3 separate regions of the Homo sapiens genome follow, and all the other regions are linked to region 3. The links are chromatin contacts, found by Hi-C or POLR2A ChIA-PET in ENCODE. All regions are on one chromosome and are shown on one strand. The core of a region is the stretch at or near the end of the contact, and the rest is flanking DNA. Distances in the headings are between cores, read along the strand shown.

Region 1 (3,714 bases), core at 1-2,500, 1.3 Mb after region 3:
GGGGTTTTTACCCTCCGTTGAAAACGTAGGGCGAAAATCGCAGCTGCAAAGGGCCCGCGGCTCTGTGCGGTTCCATCCCCAAGTCTCTGCCAGGAGCCGAATACATGGCTGTAGAGGACAACATCGCACGGCTGCGCCTGCGGATCCGACACTTGCTGTCTCACGGCGAGATGGCTGCCTTGACCGGACGTTACGCCACTTCCGGCTTCTCCTGAAGTTCGCTCCCGGCCTCTCTATCTCACGCTAGTCGTTGCTCCTGGAGGGCTGCACGGCGGCTTGTCCCTTTGGTAGTTGAATCCCGCCCATTCCAAAAAGCGCTGACAGGGATGTAAAGGGTTTTTTTTGTTTGTTTTTTGTTTTTTTCCCCCTCGAAGAAAACATTGGAATTCACCCCAATGGACAAAAATTTAAGTCTGACCATACAAAAAAATTGTCAGAACTATGGCGCAACGGCAACTCGAATAACGGTGGGAACGTTAATTGTCCTGGCTAATAAAAAATGTATATAACATTTCCTATCCTTAAAGAGCTCACAACCTCACTGATAATAAAAAGTACAAAGAAAACAAGCAGTATAACATATGATTACGCCACAATGAACTACAGAAGGGAAAATCAAGGCGTGCTGAAGTCCCACTAAGAAACAACTGCGGAAAGAGCCATGTGACAACAGTGCATGAACTGGGAGTGGCAGAACTGAATATAAATGCATGTGTAAACACAAGCTGTTTGTTTTGCTTAGTGTTCCTTGTCATTCTACACGCTTGAAGATCAGCTAGCGTTCTTGCTGACAGGTAAGGAGGACGCGCTTACTGAGTGCCAAGCACTGCTCAGGCACTGATTCTGTCAATCTCTGTCAATCTCCCGACAGCCCAAGGGTAAGCACTGTTATCATTATTCAATTTTACAGAAAAAAAATGCGGGGGAGAGGTCAGGTAACTTGTCGAAGGTAACGCCGCTAGTTGCTTTAAACAACAACAACAACAACAACAAAACACACTCACACATATACACACACACGCCATTTAAAAATCGATCTTTCCTACGTCCAGCAAGGGCCAATTAGAGATGGCTGTGGCACGGCGGCCCCGCCCCGGAACTCCTCAAGAGCTTCGCCCCTCCTTACCTATGGAAACACAGGAAGTGACCTATGCTCACACTTCTCATGGCCTCGGCCCTAGTGGGAGCAACTCGCTGAAGCCGAGGGCAGAACTGGCGGAAGTGACATTATCAACGCGCGCCAGGGGTTCAGTGAGGTCGGGCAGGTTCGCTGTGGCGGGCGCCTGGGCCGCCGGCTGTTTAACTTCGCTTCCGCTGGCCCATAGTGATCTTTGCAGTGACCCAGGTAACAGATTGTACTCTTTTCTGACGGTTCGGGCGAAGGCCACCACTGCACTGAGGCCTGGGGGCAATGGTGGGGAAGAGACTAGGAATTGGCGCGCGTGCAGGCCCCTCGGGGGACGTTCCTCCCTTTCGTGCTGCCGCCGTTCCGGCCTGTAACGGCCACTCGGCCGCCACTCCCGCCTGGTGCCCTACTCTGCTGTGTTTCGCAGGCAGCTTCCCATCGTACGATTGTGGGGCTCAGGGTACTACTGGCTGGCTGGGCGGCGGCAGGCGGGACAGGACAGTCCCTTGCATCGAAGACCCTAAGTTTACCCTGCCCTGTCCTGCCATCCGCTTCTTCTCCATGTTAGAAGCAGATTCACCCAGATCTGTGCCCGCCTGTTTTGCTGCCAACATTGAGACTTAAATATTTTGTCAGAAGCCTGAGACAGCGGGCACGGTAGCGCTTAAGATATAATACACACCACTTTATTTGCAGGGTCTCCCGTCTCTCGGTTCAGGCCATCATGGTTTTCCAAATCTCTAGGTAGACTTTTCTGTGAAAAGACTGTGCTTCATTTAGTTATACAGACACTAGAAGGCTATGCAGAATTAATTTGATTGCCTCCAAAAAATATCGGATTTGATGTTTCAATTTCCAGGAGATGAAGATACCCAGCAAACAACTCTTTTCTGAGGATAAATTAGTGCAGTAATCACTGTGCGGTTTCTTCTGTAGACTTACTTGCAAAAAGTGGCCTGAAGCCACCGAAGGTCCTGGATAAATCTCTAATCATACTTATAATGGCTTTAAATCCTGCCGTCATTATCTCTTGCCTCAACCTTAGATTCCTGAAACGAAACTTCCGTCCTCCAGTTTTACTCCTCTCAAATTCATCTAGTCTTGCCAAATTAGATCTGTTCATACTGCACTTCCGAAATTCCATAACTGTTATTATTGCCTATGCAATAACATTGAAAACTCCTGATAGTATGAGCCCACCAATATGTGCTGTCTCATCTGCTGCAGTGACCTTCTATACAGTCATACTAAGCTTGTTGCCTGCATACTGCATGCTTTTTCAATCTGTCTCTTTCTGCTTGATTTCTCTTTTGTCTGAAGCCCTGATGTGTAAATTCCTACTCACCTTGTGAGACCCAAGTTAGATGGTCCCTGCTTTGTGAAAACACTGCGCTCTCTTCACAGTGATTGGCTGTTAGTCTATATTGTCTTCTCTTCCAGGGGTGTATATGGGCTCATTCATGATCACATACTGTATTCCAGGCATAGTGCTAGATGCAGAGATCACAAAGACATGTAGGCTGGTTTCTGCATTCAAGGAACTTAGCTTAGACCATACCTGCTGTTATAATACTATGTTTTACAGTAGTTATTTGCATACCCTTCATATTGAACACTTTGATGCCAAGGACTATATCCTCCTATCTTTATATCCTCATCTGCAGGACTTCTGTTATTGTTATTATAGGATAACTGTCAAAAAAAAAGTATATTTTAAAAAATATCTCTGATATATTTATTTCCAGAAGCAGAGCTTGCTTTCTTTTTTGGTCTGTTTTTCAGTGATGAGTATGTAGGATAGATAGTCTTTGGGGGCCTTTGCCCTTTCAAAGTGATCGTCAGAGTCTTTCATACATTCAGCAAATATCTGAGTGTCTGTTCTGTACCAGCACATGCTTGAAGTGCATATGCCTGAAGGATCTTTGGACATATAATTTGTAACTTTGAGACCTCTAAGTTCTATGTGAGAATATGTTGTTATAAACTCATTTCAGATGTGTAGTGAGTAAAGCGATGATGATTTAAGAAAAGTCAGATAACAGGCACAGTTTGCATTAATGTGTTCTAAAGAGGTAAGGTTATTACATTTATAAAAATTCAGGGCTTTATCTTTGTGCGGCTTTTTTTTTTTTAACAGTTTCATTACAGTAGGAGCTTGATAAATGATCACTCTGAAGTATATTGGATTGAATTTGATATTTACTTAATTTTTTGCCCAAGACATTGTAGAGGATGTAAAATTGGAATATTTAAAGATCTAAACTTTGCCTAACAGTGCTGTGTATACAGTGCTTAGTGAATATTCTGCTCTGATATTACATTTTGCTTAGGAATTATTTTTCTCTAGGTGTTTTTCCTCAAAAGTTTTTAATGCTGGTTATGACAGCTCGATTTTGAGCATTTTCCGATTATTTAAACATGTAACAAAATGATTTTTGTTTTGTTGGCGATTTTACATGCAATCGCCGGAAACATGGAAGGAATAAAACTTTAGGATTATAAGGTAAAAACAAATGTATTCCAAAATAGCTTCATTGGTTTTCATGTTTGTGTTTTGTATAGCCATAGAACTGGCTTATAGGACTGTA
Region 2 (3,747 bases), core at 28-2,527, 1.4 Mb before region 3:
CCCCAAGAGCGGCAGAGCGCGGTTCAGAAAACATGACCCTTGAAATGCACACAAAGCCTAACAACGTGTCCTCCGCGGAAGAAAACAGCTTGAAAAGGTCGGCTTTGAAGTGACCCAGCGGAAAGGAATCACCCTGGAAGAAACACGCAGCAGCCCCGGGGCAATGCGCGGGCAGGAGGAGCAGCGAGCGCGGGGAGCGCAGGGCCCTTCGGAGAGGGCGCTCCACCGGCCCTGCGCTCCGTACCTGTGCCGCCACGCCCACCGGTCCCCTGCTGAGCCTAGCACCGCCCATTTAGACCCAGCACCACCCGTCCGGACCGAACCTAGCACCGCCCGTCCGGACCCAGCAGCGCCCATTTGGATACTGCACCGCCCGTCCAGACCCAGAACCGCCCGTCCGGACCCAGTACCACCCATCGGACCCAGCGCCGCCCATTTAGACCCAGCACCGCCAGTCCGAACCGAACCTAGCACCGCCCATGGGACCCATCGCCCGTTCGGACCCAGCACCGCCCGTCCAGATCCAGCACTGCACCCCCATTTGGATCCAGCACCGCCCGTCCAGACCCGGACCCGCCAGTCCGGACCGAACCCAGCACCGCCCATCGGATCCGGCGCCGCCCATTTAGACCTAGCACCACCCATCCGAACCGAACCTAGCACCGCCCATCGGACCCACCGCCCGTCTGGACCCAGCACCGCCCGTCTGGAACCAGCACCGCCCGTCCACAGATCCATCACCACCCATTTGGACCCAGCACCGCCCGTCCCCGCCCGTCCGGACCGAACGCAGCACCGCCCATCGGACCCAGCAGCGCCCATTTAGACCTAGCACCGCCCGTCCGAACCGAACATAGCACCGCCCATCGGACCCATCACCGCCCGTCCAGATCCAGCACCGCCCATTTGGATCCAGCACCGCCCGTCCGGACTCTGCACCGCGCGTCCGGACCCAACACAGCACCACCCATCGGACCCAGCACTGCCCATTTAGATCCAGCAGCGCGCGTCCGAACCGAACCTAGCACCGCTGGTCGGGAAGGAACCCGGTACCGCCGGTTGGGACCCACCACCGCCAGTCCAGACGGAACCCTAGCACCGCGCGGGGCCCGCCCTCCGACACCTCCCTCCCTGGCGGCCGCGGCAGCAGCACCTAGTGGAGCGGCCCGGAGGTGCGGCGGCGCCGCGCGGGGCGGCGGCGCGCACGGCGGGCGGCGGCGCGCACGGCGGCGGGCGGGGCGCGGGCGGGTGCGGGCGGCGGGCGGCGGGCGCCGGGCGCACACCGGCCGGCGGGGCTGAGGCGGCGCGGCGCGGCGCGGACTGAGCCCCAGGCGGAGGCCAAGTCGGAGGACGCGGCGCGGCCGCGGAGGCGGAGGCAGCCGCGGAGGCGGAGGCGGCCGGCGGGGGGTGGCGAGGGGCGCCGGGCCCCCGCGGACCTGTCGTCCTCGGCCCGTCCTCCGGCCCCGGCCCCGCGCGGCTGAGGAGGCGCGGCCAGGACCATGTCGGCGGGCGGCCGTGACGAGGAGCGGCGGAAGCTGGCCGACATCATCCACCACTGGAACGCCAACCGGCTGGACCTGTTCGAGATCAGCCAGCCGACCGAGGTGAGCACCGCCGGGCGCGGGGCCTGCGCGACCCCCGCCCGCTGCGCCGCGCCCCGCCCCTCCCCCCCGCCGCCGCCCGCCAGCCGCGGACCCGCCCTCCTTTCCCCCTCCCCCCTCCGCCCCTTCTCTCCCCTCCCCCTCCCCCAGGCCCACCGCGGGCCCCGGCGTCCCCCGCAGCCCCCGTCCCCCTGCCGCGGTGTATCCCGGGGTCGCGCGGGCCGAGCGGGGGCTGGCGGGGCGCGGCAGTCACCTGTTCCCCTCTCCGGCCGCTCACCTGGTGGCTCACCTGGGCCGCCGCCCCCACCCCCGCGAGCGCGGCGCGGCCCCGGCCTCATCCCCGGCGGCGCGGGGGGCGCGGCGGCGCGCGGGGCCGGCGCCCTCCACCTGCAGCCCGGTTGTGGCTCGCGGCGCCCCTTCGCCGTGGCCGGGATGGAGCCTGTGACGCGCGCTGTGCTTCGGGTTCATAAACTTGCAGGCTGCCAGCTGGGAGGGGAAAGTCAGTATCACAAAGTTCGGGAGGTGCGGGCTGCCTGATGGCACAGGCCCGGAGTCGGACGCCTCCGAGGAAAGGCGCGCCTTCTCCACCTTCGGGGCCGCGAGGAAGGGCCCTCTGCGGCGGCCTCTGCCCGGAGGGAGGCGCCGGCCCCAGGCTGGCTCCCTGAGAGGAGGAGGAAATCACGCTCGCTCCTGGCCTGGTAACAATGGGGGTTGTTTATAGCAAAGCTGCTGAAAGCGTTCCGAGCAGCTTTTAAAAAAATGTTTGAGTCCAAGTCCACTAGGAAGGGCTCCGTGGAGAGGGGAGGGAGGTGAAGGGTCGGGGAGCAACCCTGTAAATCGCTCCGCAAGGGTCGGTTCCGCGCTCTGTTCATTCGGTGGCTGCACAGACTTTACCAGCATAAAAAAATTTCACTCAATATTTGTGCCCGTTTAGGAAATCATTTTAATAGCGTCTATTTTTGATTTGTTGTAATAGGTAATTTATAGTTAATACTTGCTATAAAATACTAGCTCCTAGGCAACAAAACATGTTTGGCAGATTTGAACATTCTTACGAAATGTAATCCTTTTATCATTAAATTCCACTTTATGTTTTTGAGAGAATTTGACTATTGCTTCTCTGATTTCTTGAGTTTTTGCCAGTCATGGGAAGGACTCTATTTCTTCTGTTTTCATCTGTACCTGTGACTGCACTTGACGTGGGTAGCTAGCCATTTGTCTTAATACTGAGTTGAATACTGACACACGCCATTAGGCTCAGGTTGTCAATTTGAGCATAGATGTTATGTTAAGTTACTCCTGATTCATTCATCTTCTGTAATGATTTTATGAGTTAGGTTCTAGTAAGGGAGTTAGTACTATGTACTTAAGTGTTCGTTCATAGACTAGTGTATCTTTAGAAAGGTGACATGATAATTTAGTTTCAGGATTATGTTTTCTTTTAGAATAATGAATTCATTTTTCTTTTTATCACAAGGTAAAAAAAGTTGACCATAAAACATTTTCTTGGTGTGTAGCTTTTTTTTTTTGTTTGAATGGATTTTTTTTTTTTTTGAGAGATTTCTCAAGTCTGGTGGAAAGGAATCTTTTTTCGGTTTAATAAAGAGAATTCAGCTTTTTGGGATTTTGAATTGAGTTAGCATTAAAAAAATCTCAAATCAGAAACATTATAGTTCATTGATTTAATTAAATTCTATTTTAAGCACTCAATTGAAACTTTTTATTTCTTAGTGATATGACTAGTTTTTAAAATTGGCCTGTCATTTGGAAAGCTGTTTTTTCAGTTATACTGTAGGTGAAAGTTTGCTTTGTACATACACTGAAGCAAAACAAGAATTGAAGGACTTGGAAAAAAAGATGATATATTTCATTTCCTAATTTTTCTCCCTACTTATATCTGAACATTTCCATTTTTAGAAATTATTCTTCAGAATTGTATTAGAAGCCTTTCATAATGAAATGAATGGTTTTTAAGAATGTCCATATATTGGTTTTTTAGCTTTTTTACTATATAGTGGCTGGCTCACATTTCTATTTTGTTTTCTCGAGAACTTTCCTGTACTATTAAATTTATTCTGGTCCTAGTTAAGCTTTGCATTTAACATATTGTATCTTTTATTATGATGTAGGTAAACTTAATATGAGT
Region 3 (3,690 bases), core at 908-3,407:
ATACTGCCAGGAAAGTTAGACATGCAGAAAAAAATGAATCGAGACCCCCCTCTTTTACCATATACATACATCAAATCAAAATGGATTAAAGACTTCAATGCAAGACCCAAAACGATAGAACTACTACTAAAAAATAATACGGAGAAACATTCCAGGACATTGATCTGGGTAAAGATTTTTTGGTAAGACCTCAACATTACAGACAACTATAACAAAAATAGAAAAATAGTATTATATCAAGCCAGAAAGCTTCTACACAGCAAAGGAAAAAATCAACGAAGTGAAGAGACAACCCACAGAATGGGAGAAAATATTTGCAAACTACCCATCCAACAAGGGATTAGTAATCAGAATATATAAGAAACTCAAACAACCCAATTAAAAACTGGGCAAAAGACCTAATAGACATTTCTCAAAAGAAATGGCCAACACGTACATGAAAAAAGGCTCAACATCACTAGTCATTATAGAAATGCAATTCAAAACCACAAGAAGATATTATCTGACCCCATTTAGAATTATCACAAAGACAAAAAATAGCAAATGCTGATGAGAAGGTGGAAAAAAAGGAACACTCATACACTGTTGGTAGGGATGTAAAGTAGTACACCCACTAGGGAAAACAGTATGGGGGTTCCTCAAAAAACTAAACTAGAACTACGTTTGGTATAGTCCAGCAATCTTACTGCTGGGTATGCATCTGACAGAAAGGAAATCAGTATATCAAAGAGACATCGGCCCTCTCATGTTTATTACAACACTACTCACAATAGCCAAGACATCGAATCAACCTAAGTGTTCATCAATAGGCGAAAGGACAAAGAAAATATTGTATATGCACACAATGGAATACTAGTCAGCCATAAAAAGGAATTAAATCCTGTCATTTGCAGCAGGATGGATAGATCTGAAGATCATTCTGTTATGTAAAATAAGCATGACACAGAAAGACAAATATTGCATGTTCTCATTCATATGTGGGAGCTAAAACAGTGGGTCTTGTGGATGTTGAGAGCAGGATGGCGGATGCCAGATGCTGGGGTGGAATGGTGGAGAGGAAGATGAAGGGGAGCTGGTTAAGGAGTACAAAAATACAGTCAGAAGGAATGAGCTATCACATGCAGTATAGTAGGAAAATTATGCTTAATAGTTTATTGTACATATCAAAATAGCTAGAAGAATTGTAATGTTCTCAATACAGAGAATAAAAATGTATGAGGTCATGGGTATCCCAATTACCCTAACTTTATCATTACACATTTTAAACAGATATCAAAATATCACATATAACCCAAGAATACTACAGATATTATAATGAATTAGAATTAAATCTTCCAAACTATACACGAGGGTGTCTTTCCATTTATATAGGTTTTAATTTATTTTGGCATTGTTTTTCTGTTTTCATAGTACAAGTCTTCTGCCTCCCAAGTTACATTTATTACGAGGTATTTTATTGTTTTGTATGTTATTGCAAATGGTATTGTACTTTTAACTTCCGTTTTAAATTGTTTCTGTCTGGTATACAGACGCACAACTGATTTCCATGTGTTGATCTTGTTCTCTGACACTTTGCCAACTTTTCCACTTCTTTAAAATCCAGAATAAGTATGGCCTGAGACAAGGGAGGTTTGTGTATTCATGATGCATATGTATAGTCACGTGTATGTTGCTTGCGTATATACCATTCAATAATCAATACATAAATATAAATAATATGTATCTCCATTTTAACAACTGTAATTTATTCCTAAAGCCATATTTAAAAATAATTACATTTTTAAATGGGAAAAGTCGTATGAAGAATTCTGTCCCACCTCAAGATAACTAAACAATTTTTCAGTAGAAAAATAAATCTAAAAACAGAAAAAATATTTTAAAAGTAAATAAATCGTACATAAAACGAAGCGCAATCGAGTTTTGTTGCACTAATGCTTTCTTCCTCTTTCTACACCATTTTGTTTGCAGAATCGGCCTTTTGAAGGTTCCGGGTTACCCTGCAGTGAAGCTGTCATTCAAGCACAGTCAGGGCCCAGGAGAGGGCGCAGGGAGGGCGCAGGCGCGCAGGGAGGGCTGGGCATGCGCTCGGCGGGGCCTCCGGCTCTCGGGGACGCGCGCGGGCGGGGCTCGCCGGGGCTGAACCGGCTGAGCTTCCCAGGGACGCCCCGACCCAAGCCCTGCAGTCCGCGCGCGTCAGGGGTGTGCGCTGGAGGCCGGAAAGTCGAATATCACTTCCCATCCTGCATTTGATGTGCTTTGGGGTTGAAAAAGCCCTTATGTGGTAAAAAAAAAAAAAAAAAAAAAGTCAGAAAAGTGGCAAAAGTCTTCAACGGCCTGAAAAAGGCCGAGACAGGAACTGAGAAGCTGGCAGTAGGTCCTGCTACTGCTGCAGGGGCGGCGGGCGCCCTGGGTGGGCCACGAGGCAGGGACAGCCGAGGCTCCGCGCTCACCCCACCCGCAAGGGGCCAAGCGCAGACTCAGGGGAGCCAGAGGGGCCGGACCGCTGAGCAAGGGCTGGGGAAGGGTGAGTCAGGGGCCCCTGTGGGACTGCACGGGGTGGGGGGCACGGGCCCGGACCTCTCTCACAAATGCCCACGTGGTCCCCAAGGCTAACGCCGGCTGCGTGGGCCGCAAGCTGCTCTGGGCCCGCAGCTCACTCCCCTGGGCACAGGGCTGACACCCGGGCGAAGCAGGAGTGTCCCAGCTTGCTTCAGCCCCTCCCCTGGGCCCCCAGGCTGGTGGCTCCAGAAGGACTTTACTAAGAGGGTGGGAAGCATCAGTGCAGGTACCTGCCCTGGGCTAAGGGCCTCGTGTGGGTGATAGCCCTCAGCAGGGCCCTCCCATTTGGGCATTGGCAGCCCACAGGGCTGTGGCCGTGGAGCTGGAGTGGCAGCTCCTGGATCACCCCACACCTGCGTTCCTCAAGGCCTAGGCACCACTTGCTCCATGGTCAAAAGCATCACTTTGTGAAACGCAGACTGAGCAAAGCTGGCCTAAGATTTTGGTCCTCCAGGAATGACGGAAGGAGCCCTCTGCCCCCATGTAGCCTATAGCTGGGACACGCAGCAGCCAGTGAGTTGGTCACGGTATGAAGGCTTCTCTCCTCCCGGCAATCACAGATCCCACGCTTGGATACTTGGGAGTGAAGATGTGTTATTTCACCCACCGACTCGTTCCACACGACCAAGGCCTGTGCCTGCCCTGAGGGCGAGTTGGTTGAGCCTTGTACAGACAACTCTCAGAGCGTGGGCCTGGGCCGAACCTTTCCCTGTGAGCAGCAGCATCAGCGTCTAGAACGACGGCCCTCCCGGTCCACGGTGGAAGGTGCGGAGCTCCCGTGGTGTGCTGGCAGCGATTCGCAGAAGGGAGATGGAGGGCCACAGGGCAGGTGCTCGCACGGAGTCATCGAGGTCCAGGGACACCTTCCTCCCAGGTGAGCTCACAAAGGCACCACACATTAATCCTGGGAGACAACCATTCTGATGTGGCTAAGGCCATCGACAGGGAACATGATTGTCAGGAAACCTCAACTTTTCGATAAATGACAGCAAAACCTGAATGCAGGAGAAATGTATCTCATTTTAATGCCTGACTTCTAAGCATCCTTATTCAACATATTATATGTATTTTTTGTTTCATGAGTAAAATGTACATTGAGCTTCCTCCAGTAGCTGTCCATAGACCAGCCAC

The links. Hi-C counts contacts between places; a loop is a spot of excess contacts on that map. ChIA-PET counts read pairs that join two places held with the same protein, here RNA polymerase II (POLR2A). Pooled maps may share reads with other maps.
Region 1: a map of CD8-positive, alpha-beta T cell shows a loop between it and region 3 (10-fold over the local background). The contact joins the promoter of TBP here to the promoter of THBS2-AS1 in region 3. A Hi-C loop is called at or near these places in 6 of 168 maps with a recorded cell type or tissue (CD4-positive, alpha-beta T cell, CD8-positive, alpha-beta T cell, heart right ventricle and 1 more), 2 of 37 single-sample maps with no recorded cell type and 18 of 50 pooled maps. POLR2A ChIA-PET finds 5 or more read pairs at or near these places in 2 of 52 experiments (B cell and naive thymus-derived CD8-positive, alpha-beta T cell).
Region 2: a loop to region 3 is called in a map of naive thymus-derived CD4-positive, alpha-beta T cell, with 12 times the contacts of the local background. The contact joins the promoter of AFDN here to the promoter of THBS2-AS1 in region 3. A Hi-C loop is called at or near these places in 2 of 168 maps with a recorded cell type or tissue (naive thymus-derived CD4-positive, alpha-beta T cell and vagina) and 9 of 50 pooled maps.

Annotation. Positions count from the first base shown.
Region 1 is chr6:170,553,119-170,556,832 of GRCh38, forward strand. It overlaps TBP (TATA-box binding protein), which reads left to right and starts at 1,251. Exons shown (of 8, transcript NM_003194.5): 1 at 1,251-1,345. It overlaps PSMB1 (proteasome 20S subunit beta 1), which reads right to left and starts at 189. Exons shown (of 6, transcript NM_002793.4): 1 at 12-189. The coding sequence starts at 124. RefSeq lists enhancers at 1-321, 1,132-1,521.
Region 2 is chr6:167,825,634-167,829,380 of GRCh38, forward strand. AFDN (afadin, adherens junction formation factor) reads left to right here and starts at 1,278. Exons shown (of 34, transcript NM_001386888.1): 1 at 1,278-1,604. The coding sequence starts at 1,500. AFDN-DT (AFDN divergent transcript) reads right to left here and starts at 1,163. Exons shown (of 2, transcript NR_027906.1): 1 at 1-1,163. RefSeq lists silencers at 247-316, 1,231-1,430 and enhancers at 901-970, 1,001-1,080.
Region 3 is chr6:169,211,055-169,214,744 of GRCh38, forward strand. It overlaps THBS2-AS1 (THBS2 antisense RNA 1), which reads left to right and starts at 2,158. Exons shown (of 3, transcript NR_134621.1): 1 at 2,158-2,524; 2 at 3,120-3,433. RefSeq lists a silencer at 1,897-2,246.